2 separate regions of the Homo sapiens genome follow, and region 1 is linked to region 2. The links are chromatin loops, found by intact Hi-C in ENCODE. Cell type or tissue: gastrocnemius medialis. All regions are shown on one strand. Each heading gives the region's core, and the rest is flanking DNA. Links, peaks and the distances in the headings are about the cores only. Region 1 holds the start of LOC105378228 (a long non-coding RNA gene). Region 2 overlaps ANXA6 (annexin A6).

Region 1 (12,554 bases), core at 2,876-10,875, 110 kb before region 2:
TTAATTGGAAATGACCCAAATATTCAATGAGCATCAAAATTAATTTTAAGCTTTTAATTTACACAAAAAGTTTACCTAAAACATTTATCCCATTTACTGTACTCAATTCTTTCATTTTTAACAGTTTATCTAGATTACTTCTGTAAACTGAGATATTAGACACTATCACTTAAAGTTAGTTATTTCCTTGCTAACCATGTTTCTAATAGCCAGTGAATATCAAGTGCTCACCTAAACCTGAGAGTCTCAGAATTAAATATATAAGTATTTTGCCAATAACTCAGAAGACGTAGCTAACATTAAATTGCTCTTATTTGTCAAAAAAAAAAGGCACATTTTGTTTTGGCTGGGTTTGTAGTTTTATAACATTCTATGCCAAACATTGACATCTCAAAATATTTAGCAAACACAAACATAAAATCCAGACAAAATGTATGCTGACAATTCTGAAGGCATTTCTATTTTTATTCTACCAATAATTTTAAAGCCAGCTTGTTTAGTAAAGTTATACTTAAGTCACTTTAACTTAAAAATCGCTTAGGCTTATTAATTTATGAGCGCTCTTTTACTTATAAGCCAATTTGGCAAACATAACATATAAGTGTACATACAAATAAACACATCTAGACATGTATACACACACACAAATGAAGATCTAATAGCTTGAAACCCTAGCCATGAGATAGCAACACAAGCTTACCGGTTTTACTTTGTTTGCCCCAGTAGGTAATGCAATGAAGGCTGTGAACCAAAATTTTGGGTAAAGCAATTTCCATGGCAGTTTGATTTTTTTTGTTTCTTTTTCTTTTTTTTTTTTTTCTTTGAGATGGAGTCTTGCTCTGTAGCCCAGGCTAGAGTGCAGTGGTGCAATCTCGGCTCACTGAAACCTCTGCTTCCCAGGTCCTGGTTCAAGCAATTCTCCTGCCTCAGCCTCCTAAGTAGCTGGGATTACAGGCACGTGCCACCATGTCCAGCTAATTTTTGTATTTTTAGTAGAGATGGGGTTTCACCTTGTTGGCCTTGTTCATGTCTTGAACTCCTGACCTCGTGATCTGCCCGCCTCGGCCTCCCAAAGTGCAGGGATTACAGGCGTGAGCCACCGTGCCCAGATGGCAGTTTGATTTTTTTTGTTTTTGTTTTTGAGACAGAGTCTCACTCTGTTGCCCAGGCTGGAGTGCAGTGGCGTGATCTCAGCTCCCACTGCAGTCTCCGCCTCCCGGGTCTAAGTGATTCTCCTGACTCAGCCTCCTGAGTAGCTGGGACTATAGGCACGCACCACCACGCCTGGCTAATTTTTTGTATTTTTAGTAGAGATGGAGTTTAGTAGAGATGGGGTTTCACCACGTTGGCCAGGATGGTCTTGATTTCCTGACCTAGTGATCCACCTGCCTCGGCCTCCCAAAGTGCTGGGATTACAGGCATGAGCCACTGCACCTGGCCCTAGCAGTTTGATTTTTAAAGGTGAAACCTCCCCAGACTCCAAAGAACACTAAGACCAAACAGTACCAAAGGAGAACATCACTCTTTCACCAGGCCCTCTGCTTAGAATAGCAGCACCAAAGCCTGGATATATGCAATGGCAATGCCATCCCAGTTTTCCATTCAACAGTAAACTCCGCATTCCAAACAATATTGGGGCCAAATAGCATTGCAACTGCGAGATAAAATTCTAAGGAGAGTTTAATACTAGACCTCAGAACCTCTGCCAAGGGCATCCTCTTTGGAGAGGTTGAGGTCCGGAGGATTCCCCTCTGGGGCTTCCCCTAGTGGGGCCCAATCTTAAGAGTGTCAGACGTCTCTGACCTTAGGTGGGCACCAGTCCTGCTTGCATGTTTTCCCTCTAAAGGGAATGGCCTACTATGAGCTTTCATTTTGTCCCTGGATGAAGGCCTTGACTTTTAGCATCCTTATAATTTGATAAGGCCACACTTTCCCATGTTTCCCATTCCATGAACTTAATAACTGGAGGCTGGATGTGTTTCTTTTGCTCTTAGCCAGTTGACTAGGGAAACGGAAGAATTACGCATAAGAAAAGGTTTAAGTTGCCTGAAACAGGCGAGTTTGCTCTGAGCTGTGCCACACATAGGGATCAGGGACCACACCCAGAAAAGATTTAAAAAAGAGTCCTTCTCCCTTCTGGGCAGGGCAATTATCCCCATTCACTCCATGGTCTTCAGGCAATATTGGGGATTGATCCCAGCCAATTTCCCTCAATTTCCAAAGAGCTACTAGGAAACAGCTGCTAAAAGACCAATAAAGAAGAAAAGGAAAAAAAAAAAGAAAAAGACCCAGGTCCCTTAGGCAAACCAGGTGGTGGCGGTTAGGCTTCTTCACATGAAAACCCCTTAGTATTCACCAGCCATGGCCAGAAACCTGCAGTTTACCTCCATGTTTACACGCTGCTCACCAAGGGTCCCGAGTGGGAAAGGAAAAGAGAGAGAGAGATTTCCCTGTATGTAAAAAGGGAAAGGAGAAAAATAAATCCCAAACTTTGGGCTTACCTTCTCCTGGCTGGCTCACCAAAATATGTTACCAGTGGAGGGTGTCCAGGTGCTTGGCATTTTGAACAAAGAATTGGACAAAATGCACAAACAAAGCAAGGAAAGAATGAAGTAACAAAAGCAGAGATTTATTGAGTACACTCCACAGTGGGAGCAGGCCCAAGCAGCCACTCAAGGGCCGGGATACAGGATCTTCTTGGGTCCAAATACCCGCTGGAGGTTTCCCATTGGCCACTTGGTGTTCACGCCATGTAAATAAAGTGGTGGCCCCCAATCAGTCTGATTGTTTGCAGACGGAAACCAATCAGAGGCTGAAGTGAAGTTACAAAGTTACACTCTTAGGCAAACGCCTGGTTGCCAAAAGCAACCAATCAGAGGTATTTTCTTTTTCTTTTTCTTTTTTTTTCTTTTTGAGACGGAGTCTTTCTCTGTCACCCAGGCTGGCGTGCAGTGGCCCGATCTCGGCTCACTGCAAGCTCCACGTCCCGGGTTCACGCCATTCTCCTGCCTCAGCCTCCCGAGTAGCTGGGAGTACAGGTGCCCGCCACCACGCCCGGCTATTTTTTTGTATTTTTAGTAGAGACAGGGTTTCACCATGTTGGCCAGGATGGTCTCGATCTCTTGACCTCGTGATCCACCCTCCTCAGCCTCCCAAAGTGCTGGGATTACAGGCGTGAGCCACTGCGCCTGGCCCAGAGGTACTTTCAATTAACCATCTGCCATGCAGAAAAGGTGGGAGTTTGCAAAGAGAGTAGCCTCTGGTCCTTTTGTTACTTAGGCATGGAAAGTTAGGGTTTTCCTTTCAATGTAGTTCTACGAAGTCAGCGTGAAATGGCCTTAGGTTTCCTATTCTCCTGCCTCACTGGTATCCAAGGGACTCTGCCATTAGGCTAGCTGTGGAGGGATGGAGAGAGAGCTGAGGCCTCAAATGCCAGTATTCCTTCCTTCCAGATTTGCGTGTAAGACCAGATAATCTTCCAGACCAAACAGTATCTGTTGATGAGTATTAGGCTCGAATGAGAAGGAGAGAGAAGTGGAGCACTGGATTGAAGAGAAAGCAAAAAACCTTCCTAGATCAACAAGGAAATAGCCTCTTCTAGAATCCAGATAGGGCCCTGGACTCCTGTGGGATAATGTAGTGGGTGAAAAAATTGGTAGTGAAGTCCTCGGATATGGGGATGCACTTGGAAGTCTTGGGAACAAGGAAGAGAGACATCCTGTGGTGGTGATTTTTAGATCCAACACCCAGGGGCTTGGGTGCCTTTGGGGGGATTAGTAGAAGAGATCGACACATTGAGGGAGGTTCAGGATAACTGTCTGAAAATGAGAGATTTTTATTGCTTATACTGATGTCCCAATAGGGTCTGTATGTGCTTCAAATAGGTAGAAAAGAATGAAGTCCGAGCCTGAAGATAACAATATCAGTCAGAATTTTAGGATTGTGAATACCTGTCCACAGAAATAGCTGGGCCCTGAGCCTCTGCTGATGATGTAGGAATGGAGGCAGTTAATAAGCTTTAAAGTCATAGGGTCTCAGGGCTAGGGTATGGTGAGGACACTTTGCCACCCCTAAGGTTCAAAGCCTCTTGGACTGGAGGAGGTTGTTAACAGATATTCTAGGCAGAAAAGCTGTGTCAGGTTGTGGTGTATGAAGAGGGAGAATTTGACACCAAATGGTCAGCTGGCCATCTGCTCACCTGTTCCCCTGTGCTCCCTACTCCCACAGGGTCTGCTTACAGAACAAGGCACAGCAAGGAGGCAAGACACAAGCAAGAAATGTGCTTGATGTTACCCACTGCAGTCCTTCTTCCACTCTGGAGGATTCTGAAGACTCAGAAGAGGGACAGGCAATGGATTCAGTCTAAACCCCAGGACCAGGACACTGCCTCAGCTTCGAAGCCTGGATGCAATGCTCCAGGGTATAACCACTGCCCAGAAGCACAGCTAGTACAAGCTGCAGCCTCAATCCAGGCAAGGAGCCAACTCCAACAGGTCAGGCTCCAAGGGATGAAGACTGAAAACATGAATGTGTTGTGCCACTAACTCTAGCGTTTGCTTTTCCTTGTGTTTTTGCATGCATTGTAGACCTTGGCATCAGCATTTGGCTAGCTTTAAGACAGAAACTGAGAAGCCTTTTGTGTTTTATGCGTCAACTTGACTGGGTCACAGCATGCCCAAATATTTGGTTAAACACGATTTCTAGGTGCATCTGTGAGGATTTTCTGGACGAGACTAATATTTGAATTTGAATCAGTGGACTAAGTAAGGCAGACTGCCCTCCCCAGTGTGGGTGGCCCTCATCCTTCTCTCTGCCTGACACTCTTCTAGCTGGAACATTTGTCTTCTCCTACCCTCGGACTCAGACTATGACTGGAATTGATATCATTGACTCTCCTAGTTCTTCAGACTCAGATTGCTCTCCCGGGACTTCTCAGCTTCCAAATCACATGAACCAATTCATTATAGGAAATTTTTTTATATATCCTATTAATTCTGTTTCTCTGGAGAACCCTGATTAATACAGATTTATTTTCCTACACTCCAGTAACTCTCCACTACTCCCTCCCTCAACCCCTGGTAACTATCCTACTTTCTGTCTCTATAAATTTGACTATTCTCAGTACCTCATATAAGAGGAATCATGCAGTATTTGTCCTTTTGTGACTGGCTTATTTCATTAGCATAATGTTTTCAAGGTTTATTCATGTTGTAGCATGTATCCAAATTTAATTCCTTTTTGAGGCTGAATGATACTCCATTGTATGTATATACCATATTTTGTTCATTCATCCATTGATAAACATGTTGTTCCCACATCTTGGCTATTAGGAATAATGTTGCTGTGAACATGAGTGTACAAATATCTGAGTCCTTGCCTTTTTTTTTTTTTTTTGGACACAGAGTCTCTCTCTGTTGCCCAGACTGGAGTAAAGTGGTGTGATTCTCGGCTCACGGCAACCTCTGCCTCCTGGGTTCAAGTGATTCTCGTGCCTCAGCCTCCCCAGTAGCTGGGATTACAGGCGTGTGCCACCATGCCTGGCTAATTTTTTGTATTTTTAATAGAGATGGGATTCGTCATGTTGCCTAGGCTGGTCTCAAACTCCTGAGCTCAGGCAATTTGCCCACCTCGGCCTCCTAAGGTGCTAGGATTACAGGCGTGAGCCACCATGCCTGGATCATTGCTTTTCATTATTTTGGGTATATACCTAGAAGTGGGATTGCTGGATCATATGGTCATTCTGATTTTTTGAGGAACCATCATACTGTTCTCCACAGTGTCTGATGACCTACAGTTTTGAGCTTAGCCTTTCTAAAATAGTGGGGAAAAAAATGAAAAGAAAACAACTAGAAGTGGAAGTAATTTGTCCTTCATTAAGCCAGATATACACATCCTGATTCAAGCTTGAAAACAATATCACCTCCTTCGCTGATATGTAAGTACCTTTTTATAATTTAAATTTTAAGTTATGATTAATTAGAAACTTAAAATGTATAGTCTGTATATGCACTGGATGTCCACAAAGTGACCCTTGGTTGCTAAATCTTTGAGAAAGGCTGAGTAGACACTGAACGAATGTATATCCAACTTACTTGTCAACTCCTCCAAGAACATTCCTTACCCCCTGACCCAAGACATGCTTTCTATGAGCTCCAACAGTGCCCCTAGTCTTCAACAGCTACCACATCTGTGCTCGTCACACTCTTGTCCTTCTCCTAGTCTCAACTGTGAGCCATGGATGGCAGAGGCCGGTTTTTACCCTTCAGGTCTCCAGTTAGGCCTGTGATGGTTCTAGGGTTTTGTTTAGGCTGCGAGTCTGATTGGGGCTAGGACAAAGGGTCAAATTCAGGATGAAAATCAGCCTGGCCAAGAGCAGTGGATACATAGCCCCCATCATCCCACTTCTCAGATGCTCCTAGAACTCCAGCCCGGGATCCTTTATCCTCTGTATACTCCACCTTCTCCCCATACAAGACCCTCTGCAGAGAGCAGGCACAAGGAGCAGATAAATGATGGTCGATGCTGCCTGTCAATTCAGATGGGCCTGGCATAACGGTTAACTAATGGGTTTCTTGTTTGATTGATAGGTTCTCTCAAAACTAAAGGAGTTAAATTTCTTTAATAGCAATACATGCTCATTGTTAAAAACTCATATCAACTGAATTTCCCTTGAACACTATTAACATTTAGTGTATTATCCTTTCACATTTGTATAGATATTTAGAAAAATGGAGTGTAGTATATACGTTTATATATTTTTGCTTAGCAGTACATCATAGACATCTATTTCATTATATTCAAATGGCTCAATAATATTCCCCTGTGTAGCTGTACCATAATCTAGCCAAACTCCTATGTGGGGGCCTGGTTTGTATTTGATTTTTCAGTAATATAAACAATGCTGAGATAAACCTCTATCAGCTAGATTATTTCTATTGACTGATTTTAATACATGATTGGAATTTTAACCACAAGGGGGAAGCAGGCAACCATGGGAAGACAGGCTAAGATTTAGGATAAAGAAAAAGAGGCTGGGTGCAGTGGCTCATGCCTGTAATCCCAGCGCTTTGGGAGGGTGAGGCAGGAGGACAGCTCAAGCCTAGGAGTTTGAGGTTACACAAAGCTATAATCACACTACTGCACTCCAGCCTGGGTGACAGAGCAAAACCCTCTCTCTCAAAAAAAAAAAAAAAAAAAAAAAACGATTTAGAAAGTTATCTCACATACATAAGCTTACCCCAACCTTGTGAGCAGGTAGTAGCATTAGTATTAGCCTCATTTTTTGGAGGCAAAGCTGATGATTTCATTATCAGGCGCTCTTCTGTATTTCCAAATAAATTGACAGCAGTACAACATTCTGCCTACATTCAGTTCAAGTCCAGGTGCTGTGCTGGGGACACTATGAGGCATGCAGAAATAAAGAAGACAATCCCTGCCCCTCAGGGGGTCATTATCAGGTGTGAGGACAGACACACCTAAATAACCAAGTGCCCACTGTAACAGACAGGAGAGCCCAGGAAGGTAGGAAATTCACTTCGATAGTGAGGCTGGGCACAGTTTTATGGAAGGGGTATGCTGACAATAAGAGGTAAGGTGTATTTAGCCTTTACTCTGTGCATGGCACTGTGCTAAGTGCTTTACCTGCATAATCTCATTAAAACTTCCCCACAGGCCAGGCACCGTGGTTTATGCCTGTAATCCCAGCACTTTGGGAGGCCAAAACAAGAGGATTGCTTAAGCCCAGGAGTTTGCAACCAGCCTGGGCAACATAGCAGGGCCCTGTCTCTTAAAAACAAACCAACCAACCAACAAACAAACCAACAAACAAATCCCCATAGACCTGGAAGGTATCCTACCCTTTTTTACAGAGAAGAAAACTGATGGTCAGAGAGGTTAAGAAACCAGCTACCGTGGCACAACACTGGAACGCGCGTCCTTAATGTGAATTCAGGAGGCCCTACAAGGGTTGGTAGACTTTCAACAGGCAGGGCTGGGAGAGAGACTTCTAAGAGAGGAAACACAGAAACGAAGCCTTAGAGGCAAGAAATACAGGCACGTCTGGGAATGGCAAGGGGATCAGCGTGCCTGGGGTGTGAAAAAGGAGGAATCTGAAGAGATCAAAACTAGAGAAAGAAAACTGAGTCAGAGTGGTGAAGACTGTGAGTAGCAAGGCAAGGAGATCCCGCTGTATTTTGTATTCAGGTGAAACCAACTGAAGATAATGACATCATGTGTGCTTTATGAGGATTAATTTGGTGCATTGCCTAAGAGAACAAGGAGACTAGTTAGGGGCTTGTTAAAATAGTCCTGGCCAAAGATAACTAGCGAAGGAATGAGAACCAGAAGACATTACAGAGATAAAATCCACAAGATCTTATTAGATGCTGGGGAAAGAGGAAAGAATTGTGATTAAGATTTTCATGTTTGGGCAACCAGGAGAATGTGAGTGTGTACACCAGGAGAGGGGCTGGACAGAAGGGAGAGGCGAGTTCACTTTTCTTTTATGAGCTGGAAGGACCACAGGGACCTTTGAGTGGAGATGTTTAGAGGAGAGTTAGAAACAGGAAGCTGGTGATTTAGACATAGTACCTGAGAATCAGAAGAAACCCAGGGCCGGGTGTGGTGTCTCACGCCTGTAATCCTAGCACTTTGGGAGGCCAAGATGGGAGGGCTGCTTGAGGCCAGGAGTTCAAGACCAGCCTGGTCAACATAGTAAGACCCTCTCTATATAGAATAAAATAAAATTTAAAAAAAGAAGAAGGCTGGGTGCAGTGGCTCACACCTGTAATCCCAGCACTTTAGGAGGCCGAGGCGGTGGATCACCTGAGGTCAGGAGTTCAAGACCAGCCTGATCAACGTGGTGAAACCCCGTCTCTACTAAAAATACAAAAATTAGCTGGGTGTAGTGGCAGGTGTCTGTAATCCCACCTACTCAGGAGGCTGAGGCAGGAGAATCACTTGAACCCAAGAGACAGTGAGCCAAGATTGCGCCATTGCATTCCAACCTGGGTGACAGAACGAGACTCTGTCTCAAAAAAATAAAAAATAAATAAAAAGAAGAAGAAATGACCAAGGGAGCTGGCCAGGGAAAAACCTACACTTAAGATTCAGCAAGGCATGTTAGACCCTGATAACCTGCAATTCCACAGCCAGGTTTCTATCCCAGAGAAACAAAATCACACGTGCACAAGAGAGCGTATGAAAGTTCACAGCAGCATTGTCTGTCTTGGTGAAAGCCTGGGTCAGGGAGGAGCAGGCAAATAAACCATTAAACATCCACATTGTGCAATAGTTACCAATTAAGTAGATCAAAGGTATTGACATGGACAGATCTTCAGAACATACAGTGGATGAGAAAAACAACATGTAGTGCAATAATAATGTATAAAACATTACTTATGAAAAAAGAAGAAAAGCCAAACAATCCTGTCACATATATATTTTAAATGATGTATGTGTAGGCATAGAGAAAATTCTGGAAAGCTAAATCCATGCTAATTGTGATAAAGGGGAGGAGTTGGGACAAACATGAAGAGCAGAAGGGGTTAAATGGGGTTTTAGCATAGTTGTCAGGTTTTAATTTTATAAGAAAAATGTAATCATCTGTTACTTATGTGAATAAAAATTCTCAAAATATTTTTAAAAAGAAAGATTCAATGGGAAGAGGAAGCAATGGAATAGACAGGAATACATTCCTAGACTCTAGGTAGGACACTGTTACTGGGAACACTGGGAGAAGTTTCTGGAATGCAAGGTGGAAAAAGGATCCACTGCACTCAGCAACGCTGCAGAGACAGCAGCCAGCAGGATGAGTCCTGTGAGCTCAGCTGGTTGTCAACACCTTTCACTTACAGCCACTAGCTCCTGTGTCCTTGAAAAGTCGCCATGTCCCACCACTGCCCTTGAATGAGATGGAGACTTTCTGTTCTTTTTTGAGTTGTAAACATCCAAAAGCATTTCATCAATTTCTTGTATTTAGACATTCCCTTCCTTTCCCAGAAATTCCACAGTGATATTCTCAGTGTTCTCTTTCCAGTCCTTCAAGCTGTGTATGAAATCTACTTCTTCCCAGTCCAGCTCCAGCAAATACCTGCCTCCTCTCTTGTTCTCCATTCAAAAAACTTCCAATTTGAGGTCATTTTTAAGAGCATTACTGTGGTGGTGGCGGTGGTGGAGTTTATAGAATTTCTCATGGGACCCACAGCATGGATGTGGCTAACACTGACTGAGCACACAAAGGTGCAGGCACTGTGCTAACTTCATAGGAAGTATCTCGGTTAATCCTTTCAGCAACCCCAGTAGGTCAGTACTATTATAACCTCCAAGGTCTTTCTTTCACAGCTGGGACTTAGTGTGGCTGAGCGACCTAAGGAGGTAAGTGGCAGTAAGCTTGTGGTGGGTGACTCTGTGTTTGTCTCACTATGTGAGTTTGTCCTAAGTGATCAATAGGGGTGGGGACTGGACTAGAAACAAGGTCTCAGGTATGCAGGGGTGTTCAGTTTACCAAATGCCTTTATGACCATTAATTCATTTGATGTCACCACAGTGCTTTAATGACATGGGTCATTAGGGAAAATAATGAGATGAGTCAAGCTTTGTAATTCCCTTAAAGTGGTCAAGTCTGGGTTAAGGGCTTTTAGGGCACATTAACTCACTATGTCGTCTTGAGCAACTCTGCAAGGGGTGGGAGCAGAGGGGGCCCCCTTTGGCCCAGCTCTCTACAAATCATCTAGTTCCTAGCAGCCACTCCTCCTGGTCTGCAAATTCTTGGCGAGGCACCCTCCTGCTCTCCAAACCCACCCATTCCAGGCGATCCCTTAAGTGGCAGAGGAGCCAGGTTCCTGGGGTTAATAAGCAGGCTGTTTATAGCCAGCAGCAGTCACGGGACAGCCAGCTGGAAGGTCATGCCCCTTCTGAATGTTGAGGTTTCTCATAAACATTTCCCCAGTGAGCCTTCTGGGAGATGAGGATGACTCTGGGCCCATTGCCCTTGCTGGGGCAGAGCGCCAAGGCCCCATACTCACTTTCTTCTCCTTTCTCCCGAATCTGGCTCTCTTCCTCTTTCCTCCTTCCTCTCCTACTCTGCTGTCATTCCTTCCCTTTCTTCAGTGGAAAGAGGACACGTTTCACAGTAGACACACAGGATAACTCAACCTTCTGAGCCTCAGTTTCCTCCTGCGTAAATGGGGTAATAATGGGACCTTCATCTCAGGATGTAAGGGAAAGTGCTTAGCACTGTGTTAGGCACGCACAGTGGACATTTAAAACATATTGGTCATGTCTTTCCCCCTCCACCCTATCCTTTTGCCCTAATCCTGGCCACTGCCCTGTTTTCTTTCTATTTTCCTGCTCCAGCCCTGCTCCCATTTCCACCCTGGGCACTTCCACCCCACTGATTGTGCTGCTGCTGCCTGGGAGGGTAGACGAAGAAGCCAGGCTTCATTCAGAGGAGGGCTGACCACCGCAGGGCCCGCCTGGCCTTGGCACTTCCCCATGAGACCGCACCCTAGGCCTCTCTGCTTTTAGTAAATAGCCCATGGGAACAGGGGGTGGAGGGAGGATGTAGAATGGGAGAGGCCAAGACATTTTAACCTTTGGCTTCTATTTGCCCTTAATCTGGCTCTTCCAATGGCTTAATGATCAGAGATCATTGTGTAAATTGCTGTGTGACTTTGGGCAAGTCCCCTTCACTCTCTGAGCTTCAGTGAAGTGTGGGAAGGAAGTGAAGAGCAGAAGTTGGGTAGAAGTGCAGGTCCTGGAACCAGACCATCTCCACCACTTGCTAGCTTGGAGTACATAACTCCTCTGTGCCTCAGTTTCCTCAACTATAAAATGCAATTTATAGTATACCTAATTTATAAAAGCACTTTTAAAAGTGCTTAGAATAGCGCCTAGCCCATAGTTGGTACTAAATTAATCTCAGCTATTATATGCAAATGGAGAGGTAGAACAGGGGTATGTGTGCATGAGAGGAGAGCTGGACCTTCTCTGAGGGTATTCTAAAGTCCTGAAAACCCACATTCCTCCTTTTTGGATAAGAAGAAGACAGAACCTTGAACACAAAGTACTTCTCCCAAGGAGACCATAGGAAACTTGTCAAAGACTTTTAAAGCCAGATGGACCCCTTAGAGGTCATCTGGTCTAACTTGTCATGCTACAGTAAGAACAGGGTGGACCAGAGAGATTCGGACTTATCTGGGACCACAGAGCTTTTGACGAGTTATAGAATTGCAGGTGGTGCATTGCAGGGAAGGGAGGCACTTTAAGAGGACAGTGGGATGGGCTGCCAGAGGGCTGGTGGGATGCTAGAGGTCAGATTCCCAGGCTCCATGACCTCCAGGATTCTTAGTTCAGGCACTTACCCCATAACTAAAGCACTGATGTCACCACCGGCATCTTTAATAATTATAACCATGTAATGAGGAGGGACTATATCCCAAGCACTGCACCAGACGCTTTCACATGCATTACTTACTCCATACAAAATCCCCTTGGCAAATGAGGAAACACGCCTTGCCCAAGCTGCAACAATTACAAAGGGGCAGAGCTGGGCT
Region 2 (12,554 bases), core at 1,974-9,973:
CCTCAGCCCCACCCAGTGCCTCCCACAGGCTGTGCCTGAGAAAGTGGAAGGGCAGCAAATATGGCCACAGCCCAGGCCTAAATGCATTGGGCAAGATCATCCCGATAGAGAAGCTCTGACATCAAGGCTGCCGTGGGCTCAGAGCCAAATCTGTCCCACGCCAGTCCCCGTGCCTGGCCAATGGTCTTAGAACCTCGGCCAAGTTCTGGGAACCCAGGCTGGGGTAGTAAAAGGAGCACGGGTCCTAGTCATGGTTCTGCCCCAGCTCACTGAGGGACCTTGGGTGATCCCTCTCCTTCCTGGGCCTCCTCTTCCTCCTGTGTCCGCTTGGGATGAAGACACAATGATAACACTCAGGAAACACTCACTGAGTCAGGCATTGCGCCAGTGCTTTATGTGTGTTATGTTTTTTGTATCTTCACAACAATCATCTCGGGTAGAGCTAAAACCCTGATTCCTACGTAAGGGAGCTCAGGCGCAGAGATTCGGTGACTTGCCTGAGGTCACATGGCTGTTAAGTGGGGGATTCAAATCAAGGCCGTCCAGTGCCCAAGTCCATTCTTTTAGCCACTATGTTAAAGCACCTTAAATACTGAGAAGTGCCAGACATTAAATGTAGACATTTAATGTAGTGCCAGACATTAAAATGTAAATGTCTCAGTGCAGGACACTTCATGATTACCGAGTGCCAGGGCCACTGCATACAGGTGTGCCCTGAGCATGCGGCAGCCTGTGGTTCAAAGATGTCTATGTGGGTCTTGTGCCACCACCACCTCTCGCTGCCTTGCTCCTGGCAGGCATCGCCAGTGAATCATGACGCGGGACCCCAGAATCCTTAACACAGCACTCTAGGCAGCTACTACCAATCAGAGTTGGCCTTTGAGGTGAAATCCAGTTGCTATACCTAATCCCGGGCATCCCACCTGCTTCCCTAAGGAGGAGAAAGAAGGTGAGGTATAAGTGGTAGAGCCAGGACTAGAACCCAGGGCTCCAGAGTCGCCGTCACCCATGACACGCTACTGCTGGGTTAAGGAGGAGGTGGGTGGGCAACGGGCTCCTCTTGCCACAGAGAGCTGAGAGGCTCTCATCAGATTCTGGGATCTTCCTGCTGAGCTGGGAAGGGAGGAGGTCAGGCCTCACCTCTCCGGAGGTGCGGATAGCTCCGGGTACACAGGATCGTCATGAAACGTGTCTCCAAGGAAGTTTTGTCTCCACTAGGTGTGTCTGCTATTTCCTGCAGAGCCCCAGTTGGAGCAAGGATTTGGGAGGGGAGACATGAGAAAGCCTTGGTTATTATTCACTTTCATGTCTTTGCCTGGGCTGAGGGCAGTCAGAAGCTGGGCTCACCCAGCCATCCAAGGGGGCCGAGACTGGTCCCCTCTTCCTTCCTCAAGCACAATGGCTTCTATACTCCCCTCTCCAGTTCACAAGGACCCTGTGAACTGACAAAGATGGCCTTAGCACTGGGTACTTCCATCCTAGCCTCAGGACCGTGGGGCTGGGGCTCCTAGGAGGACCCACATAGACTCTGAGCATAGCAACTGGGAGTTCCCCTTCCATCCCTCAACCTTTCTGCAAGCCCCTCTGGGAAGGGTGTATGGGGTCATATGCAGAGAAGATGGCCTGGCCAGTGTTTCCCCAAGCGGGGTCAAGGGCAAACACACCCGATCACACTGCACATTAGTGTTTCCATGATTGTCTTCTAGCTAGCTACTAGTTCTATTTATACTGATAGTAAATTCCCCTTAACTCATTTTGGGTTTAAGAGTGAGTCGATTTAAAGATCAGTATTAATAGCTGGTGGTTACACAGCACAAATCGTGCCAGAGATGATTAGCTGAAGTTTGGGAAACACTTGCCTGGCCTATCTTTTACCAAGCAGGGCCCGGAAGGGGAGAGAGAGAAGCCGCACAGCAAGCTCCCAAATCACTGCTCGATACTGCCCCGCTCGGCCCAGTAAAGGCGGACTTTACTCAGAGGCCGTTAAAACCCAAATGAAGAACAGGACACTCACCAAGATCTCAGCAGCCACCTGAGAGCAGGGAGGGGAGAGAGGAGGGAGAGAAGGGAGGCAAGAGTCAGAGGAGGTTGGGGAGGCTGGTGCTGGGGCCCTGGGGTGCAGGGTGAGGGGCCTGGCTGGGAGTGGGAGAGGTCCCAAGAGACCTGAGAGAACCCGGGATGCGAAAGGAAGGGGGGTAGGGACAAGATAAAAATACCTTCCTATGACCTTTTGGGCTGGAGCTCAGAATGCGGATAGGCCTGGCAATAACTAAAAACGTGTTCACTTGAAGGGTAAGAGAAAGACACAGAAATGGGGAACTCTGCCCTTCGCACCCCAAAACCCAGAGGAGATTCCAGGCCTGTTTCTTTGTCTGAAAGTGGAAATAATCCCTGCCACTTCCTTACAGAACCACTGAGATGTAAATGTGAGCAGTGCAAAGTTCTCTGCACCCTTTAGCATATTCAGAGTTCCAAGGCAAGAGACATGTAATTTTAGCCTTCATGTTACAGACAGGAAAGACTGGCCAGCTGAGGCCTTAAGGGGAGCTGACCTGCCTGGAGGCACACAGCAAACAGTGATGGGAAAGTCATTTTACAAGGGTTACTTTTAATCACTGCACTATGCAGAGCACAAAATTCTGTGGTTAGGACACTATTTTGTTAGGCAAATAGCTGTGACTTGGAGAGCCTGGGAACAAAATACCCAGGCTCATGTACCTAGGCTGCGTATTGCTTTCGCCGTTCCCCCAGAAACTCTGCTGACTTTATTCTATTGGATAGACTGAACTCTTTATAAACTTCACAATAGCCTATACTCTGGAAACCTTCCTCTTCTTTTCATTGCATAATTGGCAATGTCCGTTAAAAGTTAAAAGGCATATGCCATTTGATCAAGCAATTATATTGCTAGGAATTTGCCCTACAGGTATACTGGCAAAAGCCTTCCACGATAGAATACAAGACTGTTCACTGCAGCATTCTTTTTAATTTTTGGAGACAGGGTCTTGCTCTGTTGCCCAGGCTGGAGTACATTGGCACAATCTCGGCTCACTGCAACCTTGACCTCCTGGGCTCAAGCGATTCTCCTGCCTCAGCCTCCTGAGTAGCTGGGACTACAGGTGTGTGCCACCACATCCAGCTAATTTTTTTATTTTTTGTAGAGAAGGGGTCTCACTTTGTTGTCCAGTCTAGCCTCAAGCAATCCTCCTGCCTTGGCCTCCCAAAGAGTGCAGTGGTGCGATCTCAGCTCACTGCAACCTCCACCTCCCAGGTTCAAGCGATTCTCCTGCCTCAGCCTCCTGAGTAGCTGGGATTACATGTGCATGCCACCAGCCCAGTTAATTTTTTTTTTTTTGTATTTTTAGTAGAGATGGGGTATTGCCATGGTGGCCAGGCTGGTCTCGAACTCCTGACCTTAGGTAATCCACCCGCCTCAGCCTCCCAAAGTGCTGGGATTATAGGCACTGCACCTGGTCAGCATTTTTCATACTAGAGAAAAACTGTAAACCATCCTGAGATTGACTTGTTAAACAGGCTATGACTTATCCAATCAATGGAAACAATCCATGCAGTTTTTACAAAGGATAAGATTATCTACAATGCTGATAAGGAGAGTTTCCATTTAAATTAAGTAAAGAAGTAAAGTATAGCATATTTTTGTGTAATATAGTGTTTCTTTTATCTAGATTCAAAAAAAAATAGACACTCACTTTCTCATACTTCCTGGGAAGTACTTAAGAAACTGTCGAGACACCTTTGAGGAGAGGGACTATGAGGGAAAGCTTTCGCATTTTTTTTATTCTTCCTGAAAATTTCTTAAAGATGCAAAGATATTATTTCATTTTAAATTTAAATGTTAAATAAGAGTTATCAAGGCTACTAGGATTATGGGCTGCTTCTGGTTTTTAAAATATTTTTCTGTATTAAAAACAACCTATGCCAGGCACAGTAGCTCACACCTGTAATCCCAGGACATTGGGAAGCCAAGGTGGGAGGATCACTTGAGCCTATGAGTTTGAGACCAGCCGGGATAACGTGGAGAAACCCTACTCTACCAAAAAATTAGCTGAGCATGGTGGCGCACGCCGTTATTCCCAGCTACTTGGGGGGCTGAGGTGGGAGGATTGCTTGGGCCTAGAAGGTGGAGGTTGCAGTGAGCCAAGATTGTGCCACTGCACTCCAACCTGGGTCTCAACCCTATCTCAAACATCACAAAACAAAAACCTAGTTGAACCCTGAGGACATCATACTAGGTAAAGAAAGCCAGTCATAAAAGCATAAATACTGTATAATTTCACTTACATGAAGTCCCCAGTCAAATTCACAGACATAGAAAGAATGGTGGTTGCCAGGGGCTGGGGGAAGGGAGAATGGGGAGTGACTGTTGAGTGGGTCCAGAGTTTTGGTTTTGCATGACGAAAACAGTTTTGGAGGTGGCTGGTGGTGACAGCTGCCCAACAATGTGAATGTACTTAATGCCACTGAACTGTATACTTTAAAATGATTGGCCAGGCATGATGGCTCACGCCTGTAATCTCAGCACTTTGGGAGGCTGAGGCAGGTTGATCACCTGAGGTCAGGAGTTTGAGACCAGTCTGGCCAACATGGTGAAACCCTGTCTCTACTAAAAATACAAAAAATTAGCCGGGTGTGGTGGCAGGTGCCTGTAATCCCAGCTACTCAGGAGGGTGAGGCAGGAGAATCACTTGAATCCGGGAGGTGGAGGTTGTAGTGAGCCAAATTGCAACACTGCACTCCAGCCTGGGCAACAAGAGGAAAACTCCATCTCAAAATAAATAAATATATAAAATGATTAATATGGTAAAGTTGATATGTATTTTATCAAAAATTTGTAAAAACTTATGCTAAATAAAACGGTATCATTTTTAAAAAGAGAGAGAGAGGGACATGTTTAAAAAATTTAACAGAAAAGAATCCAAAGTCCCAATTGTTCTCACTTACGCGGGTCAGAGTACCCTAGACATACTCGGTTTTTCAAAGCATCTTTAAGATAATAATATCTGTAATGTAAAAAAAAAGTGGTGGGACACTAAATTAATATTCACCACAAAAGCTTGTTCTTATTAGCCTAGCTACTTCATGCAAAAATTAATCTGGACAGTTCCTCAAATGGTTAAACTTAGAGTTCTCATATGACCCAGCAATTCTATCTAAGAGAAATGAAAACATATGTGCACACAAAAACTTGTACACAAATGTTTAGAGCAGCATTAGTCATAATAGCCAAAAGGTGGAAATAACCCAAATGTCCATCAGCTGATGAATGGATAATAGACTATTATTTGGCAATGAAAAGGGAGTACCAACATGCTACAACACGGATGACCCGTGAAAACACTGTTAAGTGTTTAACATAGTGTTTAGGTTAGTGTTTTCTTAAGTGAAGAAGCCAGTCCAAAAGGCCACGTATTAATATCACTGTATTGACATGAGGTGTTTGGAAGAGGCACATCTGGAGAGACAGAAAGTAGATTAGTGGTTGCTTAGGGCTGGGGGGTTAGTAGGATATGAGGAGTCACAGCTAATGTGTATGGAGTTTCTTTTGGGGGTGAAAAAATGTTCTAAAATTGATTGTGGTGATGGTTGCATTAAGTCTGTGAAGATACTAAAAACCACCAAATTGTACACTTTAAATGGGTCAATAGTGGGGTAAATGAATTCTATTTCAAGAAAGCTGTTATATTTTTAAAAGCCTGGGCCAGGCATGGTGGCTCACGCCTGTAATCCTAGCACTTTGGGAGGCTGAGGCGGGCGGATCACTTGAGGTCAGGAGTTCATAACCAGCCTGGCCAACATGATGAAATCCTGTCTCTACTAAAAATACAAAAAAATTAGCTGGGCATGGTGTTGGGAGCTTGTAATCCCAGCTACTTGGGAGTCTGAGGCAGGAGAATTGCTTGAACCCAGGAGGCAGACGTTGCAGTGAGCCAAGATTGCGCCACCGCACTCCAGCCTGGGCAACAGAGCGAGACTCCGTCTTAAAAAAAAAAAAAAAAAAAAAAAAAAAAAAAAGTCTGAGTATTGATTATCTAAAAATGACCACAATCCTTCATTTCATGGTAGGTCTATAATAATTATTTATAATTTATTGCTCTAATTGGACAACAGAGTGAAAGGGGAAGCAATTAACAATCACTGTGGGGCCACAGTTGGAAATTGGACATATGTTCAACTGGTTAATAACAGTCCCAGACTTCTAAGAGCTTGAGGGTGTTCTAGACATCCAGAGTGAGAGACCGCCAGGGAGGCAGTGTAAAACAGGCAAATACAAACTGCCAAGTACTCATGTGCGTTATCTAAGGGGGAGCTTGACTCGGCCCTATCAAATGCCCTTAATTTTTATATACATTTTGCTCCCACATTTCCATTTCATCTCTGGAAATTCATTCTAATGAATAATTCATGAATGTGATAAAAGAGTTTGCTACTAGGAAGAAGGCTGGTTAAATAACATGGTAGATTCAGATATGGAACAGTATATAGCCATTAAATGATATCGTTGATTTAAAAATGCAACAATATTCACATAGTATTAATTTTTAACTGTCAGAAATAAAGAATCCACTTTTATATATACATAGAGAAGCAACTAGAATAATGTATGCCACAATACTGACAATGCTTATTACTATTAGGTTATGGAGTCTTTTTTGGCTTCTCCTTATTTTCTAGTTTCTATAAAAGAATGTACTGCTAGTTATAAGAAAATGAGCTTGGGTCTAGCATCCTAAATCTGGAGAAGCAGCCGAGTTGGGCAGGGATCTCGCTCAAGGGTCCCTTAGCTATTTCCACCCGGGTTCTCTCTCTCCACTTCTCTCCTTTTGCGAAGCAGCTGTCAGCAAGGCCCACCACTGCCCCCTGCTAGCGGCAATTGGAAGCACAGCCTCATTGGCAAACCAGGCACCAGGCAGAAGCATTCCCTGGAAGATCAATTCAGGGTTGGAGGATGGATTTGGGGTGAGAGCTGAGATTTTTAAAAAACTCTCAGCAGCACACGAGGCTGTTCACAGTAATACTTAATAAACGTCTGTTGAATGAGTGAATGAAATGTGGCCTCAGCAAGCCACCCTAGTGTCTGGCTGGGTTCTCAGCCTAACCCCCATCCATGTGCCCACAATGTAGCTGAAATGCCATACATTTAAATGTAACCCTGCAGCTTTTGACAACCATATTCCAAAGCAAGGGTTGGACAACTGGACAACAACAGCTATTTGATGTGGAAGCTGCAGGGGACCTTAACTCTACTGGGTCTTGGAAGATATTACTGTAAATGGAATTAAGCATAGACTCTGGCATCAGGCAAGCCTGAGTTCAAATAAAACCACCACCACTTAGAAATTCTTTCATTGAAGAGGTTAAGGAGCTTCATTTTCTTCTAGTAAAAAGGGAGAACATAAAAACGTATAGAATAATCTTGGCATCGTTCTCAATATATAGTATGCATTCTAAAAATTATAATTACAATTCTGTAACTGTCAGGTTCCAGCTAAAGATTTTTCTAGCTCAGATGCTGTTGTAGCAAACCACACTTCTGTTATGGGACCTGGGAACAGAAAAGTTGGTTCCCTGACTCTCAATCCATCAGTGCTCTTTTCAACTCACCAACTATAAAAGAAGGGGGCTGGATGTCTATAAAAGTCTGTGGTGTCTGTGCCCCACATCCCTGGACACAGCTTTTGGGGGCGGGAAAATGAGGCAGTCAGAAGAGATGGAGACATGGACCTGGGTCAGGCTACTGGGTGCTGGGATCAAGGTGCAGGTCAGTGGGGGACAATGCACTGGCCTCAGTAGGGACTGCCCAGCCATAGAACCCTCAGGGAAAATGAATTTGGGGTTGTCCAACCTCCAGAAGAAGCCATTTCCAGACCTCAAGCTCACTAGGCTAAGGAGCAGGGCTGAGGCAGAGCAGCCAAGAGACTCCTAGAGAACCCTTTTCCCTGCTATTCATTCAACAAATATTTATTGAGCACTGATCATGTGTTACTTTGGATATATCAGTGAACAAAATGAAGATTCCAGCCCTTGAGGAACTTACTTTCTAGGCTCGTCCCAGGACACTCCCTCCAATCTCGGTCCCATTTTACAGATAATAAACCGAGGCCTTTAGCACTCAGGCCCTCTTCTCAGCAAGTTCCCAGACCAGCTCTCTAGGGGTCAATTCTACTGGGGCCACTGATTTGCTGTGTGACTTTCAGAAGTCATTTGCCCTTTCTGGACCTCCATTTTCCCACTGTAACATGAGGGCTTTGACCTGGGTGATCTGCAGGTCCCTGCCAGCTCTGAGGGTCCTGCTATTCACCTAGGAAATGCCAGTAATACCAGCACCACACTTCTAAACCTCATTTCTACAGTCTAAGTATCAACCAATCAAACCAACCACGCCCCTGCCAGGAGCCTTCACTCACAGACAGGGCCCGGCGTAGACACGCATAAGCTGGACCTACATCTCAGGGACACCCGGCAGAGGTGACTGGGGTGGGCTGGGGGTCTTACCTGGGCATCTTCCCGTGCCTGGTCCAGGTTTTCTCCTCCCTCCTCACGATGCCCCTGCAGCAGGAGCAGCAAGAAAGTTCAGTCCCCAAACATCGACCCATCTCCATCTCTGTACCACCACACACCCTGCTCATTTTCACCTCTCTGAATGCTCTTCCTCATCAGCTACACAGGGACGAAAATCCTGCCTCTATAAGGTAGGCTGTTGTGGTCATTAACTGAGAATGTGTGCAAGACACTTAGCACCAATGCCTGACACACAGCAAGCTCTCGGTAACTGTCAATGAGGGTCTGCCATTTTGGTTATGGGAATTCAAGAGATGGTGACAGAAGCTCCCAGGTAACAACACAGGAGAGGGTCACCCATATGGCTTTGTCCTGTGAGCTGGGGGCCCAACAAGCCAGGACAAGGGCCACCAGGGAGGACTGTCTGGAGAAGGTGGTACCACGCCAACTTTGACAAGGGAACAACAGGGGTAGGCGGTGGAACTCTAAGGAGGCAAGTGGGGAGACACCCCCTCTCCATCAGGAGTGCACTTCTAACTCCCCTGTGCCCTCCACTCAGTAAACCTTCCCTTCCTCCCAGGCCTCCCGATGGGCAAGCCGACCTGGGGCCCATGAATTCACTCACCGTGGCCAGAGAAATGAGGATCCTCCTGAAGTGGCCAGATGTGTCTGAGCTCAGAGCATCCTCCAGGGACTTGTGATAGTCTGAGGCAGAGAAAGGGGGTGTGGGTAGCTGCTGGCCAAGAAGGATTTGGTTGCGGGGAGGGAGGTCCAGGAAACTCAGGCTTGAGCCAGGGCAGTATTGGCAGGGGGAGGTGGGGATGAAAGGGTTTGTAACTGGCTCATGGGGGCATCCAGCCATCCTCCTGCTGATTTTGTAAGACAATGGGCATTCCCATCAACCCATCATCTCCCCTCCATCCCCTCAGCTCTGTCCCAGTTGAGGTCCCATTGCATCTCGCCTTTAATATTTAACAGCCTCTTAAGTCACCTCCCTGTTGTCATTCTCTCTTCTACCTTCCCTCCTGCATGGCAGTTGCTAAACCCAAAAGCAGAGCTCTGACTATGTCACTCCTGTACTCAAAAATTCTGCCATTTTAAAGCTGCTTATAAGATAAAAAATGTAAACTTTTTTTTTTTTTTTCAAGACAGGGTCTCACTCTGTCACCCAGGCTGGAGTGCAGTTGGCATGATCAAGGCTCACTACAGCCTCGACCTCCCTGGGCTCAGGTGATCCTCCCACCTCAGTCTCCTGAGTAGCTGGGACTATAGGCACATGCCACCACACTTAGCTAATTTTTTTGTTTTTTGTTTTTTTTGAGATGGAGTCTCATTCTGTCTCCCAGGTTGGAGTGCAGTGGCGTGATATCGGCTCACTGCAACCTCTGCTTCCCAGGTTCAAGTGATCCTCCTGCCTCAGCCTCCTAAGTAGCTGGGGCTACAGGCGCATGCCACCACGCCTGGCTAATTTTTGCATTTTTAGTAGAGACGGGGTCTCACCATGTTAGCCAAGTTGGTCTTGAACTTCTGACCTCAAGGGATCCACCATCTCGGCCTCCCAAAGTGCTGGGATTACAGGGGTGAACCACCGCACCCAGCCAATTTTTATATTTTTTGTAGAGACGGGGTTTTGCCATGTCGCCCAGGCTGGTCTCGAAGTCCTGGGCTCAAGCAATCCGCCTGCCTGAGACTCCCAAAGTGCTGGGATTACAGGTGTGAGCCACTGCACCTAGCCGATTTAAACATTTTTGACTGGTACTCAAGATTCTTCAGAATGAAAATATGGGGCCACTCGCTTAAAAATGAAGAATTTCTGGACAGTGACAGCATAGCTTGCAACCAAGTGTGGGGCCCTTCTGGCTGTGGGGCCCTGTAGAACTGCATGGACTACACACCCCTAGAGTCGCCCTCCCTCTCTCCAGCAGGCCAGAATGTTCTCTGTTCCCACTTCCAGCCAAGCCCTTTTCTACCTCCAGGCCTTTGTCCTACCAGGACACCTGTCTTTTCCCCAGACACAGGGATGGGCACACCCAAGAGGCTTATCAAATCCTCAAGGACTGAGGGAAAGGAGACAGGCCAGAGTCCTGGGCAGAGCTGTGGGCTGGGGTTGGAAGTTGGGGGGCCTGGCTGTTCTCCCAGCATCTGGGCCCAGGCCTCCCAAACTCACCCTCCTTATAGGCCTCATTGATGGCCCGGATTTCAGCATTGGTCCGAGTGGCCAGGATTTCAATAAGAGCCTTTTCATCTGTGCCGGCTCCCTGGAATGTCAAGGCAAAGATGATCTCAGCCATAGTTCTGACCTCCTGTGCAGAGGTCCATGGGGCCCGGACGGCTAAAGCTCAGGCCAAGCATTCCTGGATTTTCTCCTCACCTCCAGACATGGCCCTCAGGCCCAAGACCTTGGCACAACCAAGGCTGACTATGCCAGCCTCTCAAGATCCCCAGAACCTCCCATGTGAACTGCTTTGCCTTCCAGCCCCCCAAACAGAAAAGGTATATAGGCGTGTGTGTATAACACCACATATACACATGAACATCTGAATAGAAATTTCTACTTGTAAGTATTGGAAGAGAACAGAAGGACACGCACATGCCTCACAGTGTTAACTAGCAGTTTGGTCTCTGTGTGAGTGAAGGATCACAGATGATTGCTATTTTCTTCTTTTTTACTCTATTTCTTCAAGTCTCCACAGTGAACATGTATTATTTTGTTAGAAGAAAAAAAGTTTTGTGCTTAAGATAAAATGCTAAATTTTTTTTCTTTTGAGACAGAGTCTTGCTCTGTCGCCCAGGCTGGAGTGCAGTGGCATGATTACGGCTCACTGCAACCTCCGCCTCCCAGACTCAGGTGATTCTCCTACTTCAGCCTCCCAAGTAGCTGGGGCCACAGAAGCATGCCACCATGCTTGGCTAATTTTTGTATTTTTTGTAGAGACAGGGCTTCACCATATTGTCCAGGCTGGTCTGGAACTCCTGGACTCAAGCCCAAAGTTTTAGGAATACAGACGTGAGCCATCATGGCTGGCTTACATTTGTTTACTCTTGGATTTGAGGAGTGATTTATGAACTGAGGCGTTACATGCCCTGGACTAAGGCAGGCTGGGGACCTGTCATGCAAAGATCTGCACACAGGGAAGCAGGGAAACTATCAGGGAGGAGAGGAGGCAGGCAAGATTGACTGATTGATTGACTGAATGAGTCAATGACTAATTCACTCATTCAGGTACTTGTTAAGACACCTATTATGTGCTAGCCACTGTGCAAGGTGCTGGGGCTACAACTACAAAAAAAAAAAAAAAAAAGTCCGGGCGTGGTGGCTCACACCTGTAATCCCAGCACTTTAGGAAGCTGAAGAGGGCAGATCACTTGAGGTCAGGAGTTCAAGACCACGCTGGCAAACATGGTGAAACCCCTTCTCTACTAGAAAGACAAAAAAATTAGCTGGTCGTGGTGGCGTGCGCCTGTAATCCCAGCTACTCAGGAGGCTGAGGCAGGAGAATCGCTTGAACCTGGGAGGTGGAGGTTGCAGTGAACCGAGATCACACCACTGCACTCCAGCCTGGGCGAAAGAGCGAGACTCCGTCTCAAAAAAAAAAAGAGAAAGGCAAGAGGCAAGACATGTTCTCTGTCCTCAAAGAGGTTACTGCCTAGTGCTCTAATGGTCCTGCCTTCTCAGATCCTAGGAGATTCATCCTGATTGAGATCTTCAATCATTTCTTTGTTAGAAGCAGGTGTGTGGTGAGGCAATCAAGAAAGTCCTGAGACTGGGTCTAGCCCTCGTCTCCCCCTAACTCACTGACTCTCTGAGCCTCTCTGTTTCCCACTTGGAAACTTTGAAAATGGAAAGGATTCAGTTGGGTTACCTCATCGATCTCTTCTATTTCTGAACCCTGTGTCTTTAGATCGTTTGCTTTTTGGCTTAGGTATTTTAAGAAACAATCATCTCAATCTGCTTAGCCTAGGCAATGTTTTTATAAAGTCCTCTAGCTCCCCATTGCTGCCCTCCTCTTAATGCGCAAGGGGCCAAAAGCACT

What was found. A loop is a pair of places that touch in the nucleus more often than their neighbours do. Peaks named below come from ENCODE experiments on the same cell type or tissue, not always from the same donor. Only the 100,000 strongest peaks of a DNase experiment are listed, where the experiment ranks them.
Region 1: a loop joins it to region 2, with 11 times the contacts of the local background. A loop is called at or near these places in 76 of 110 quality-filtered maps.

The regions. Positions count from the first base shown.
Region 1 is chr5:150,995,437-151,007,990 of GRCh38, forward strand. It overlaps LOC105378228 (a long non-coding RNA gene), which reads right to left and starts at 753. Exons shown (of 3, transcript XR_007059002.1): 1 at 701-753. RefSeq lists a silencer at 1,238-1,404. In gastrocnemius medialis, for the core only: a CTCF peak has its summit at 6,973 (motif pointing right); DNase peaks (open chromatin) are centred at 4,475, 9,865 and 10,825; H3K27ac peaks cover 2,144 bases.
Region 2 is chr5:151,108,613-151,121,166 of GRCh38, forward strand. ANXA6 (annexin A6) reads right to left here. Exons shown (of 26, transcript NM_001155.5): 18 at 10,688-10,778; 19 at 9,146-9,225; 20 at 8,515-8,568; 21 at 2,015-2,032; 22 at 1,141-1,234. Among named protein-coding and RNA genes, the nearest start is that of TNIP1, 34 kb to the left of the region's middle. In gastrocnemius medialis, for the core only: CTCF peaks have their summits at 6,879 and 7,087; a DNase peak (open chromatin) is centred at 6,879; H3K27ac peaks cover 5,521 bases.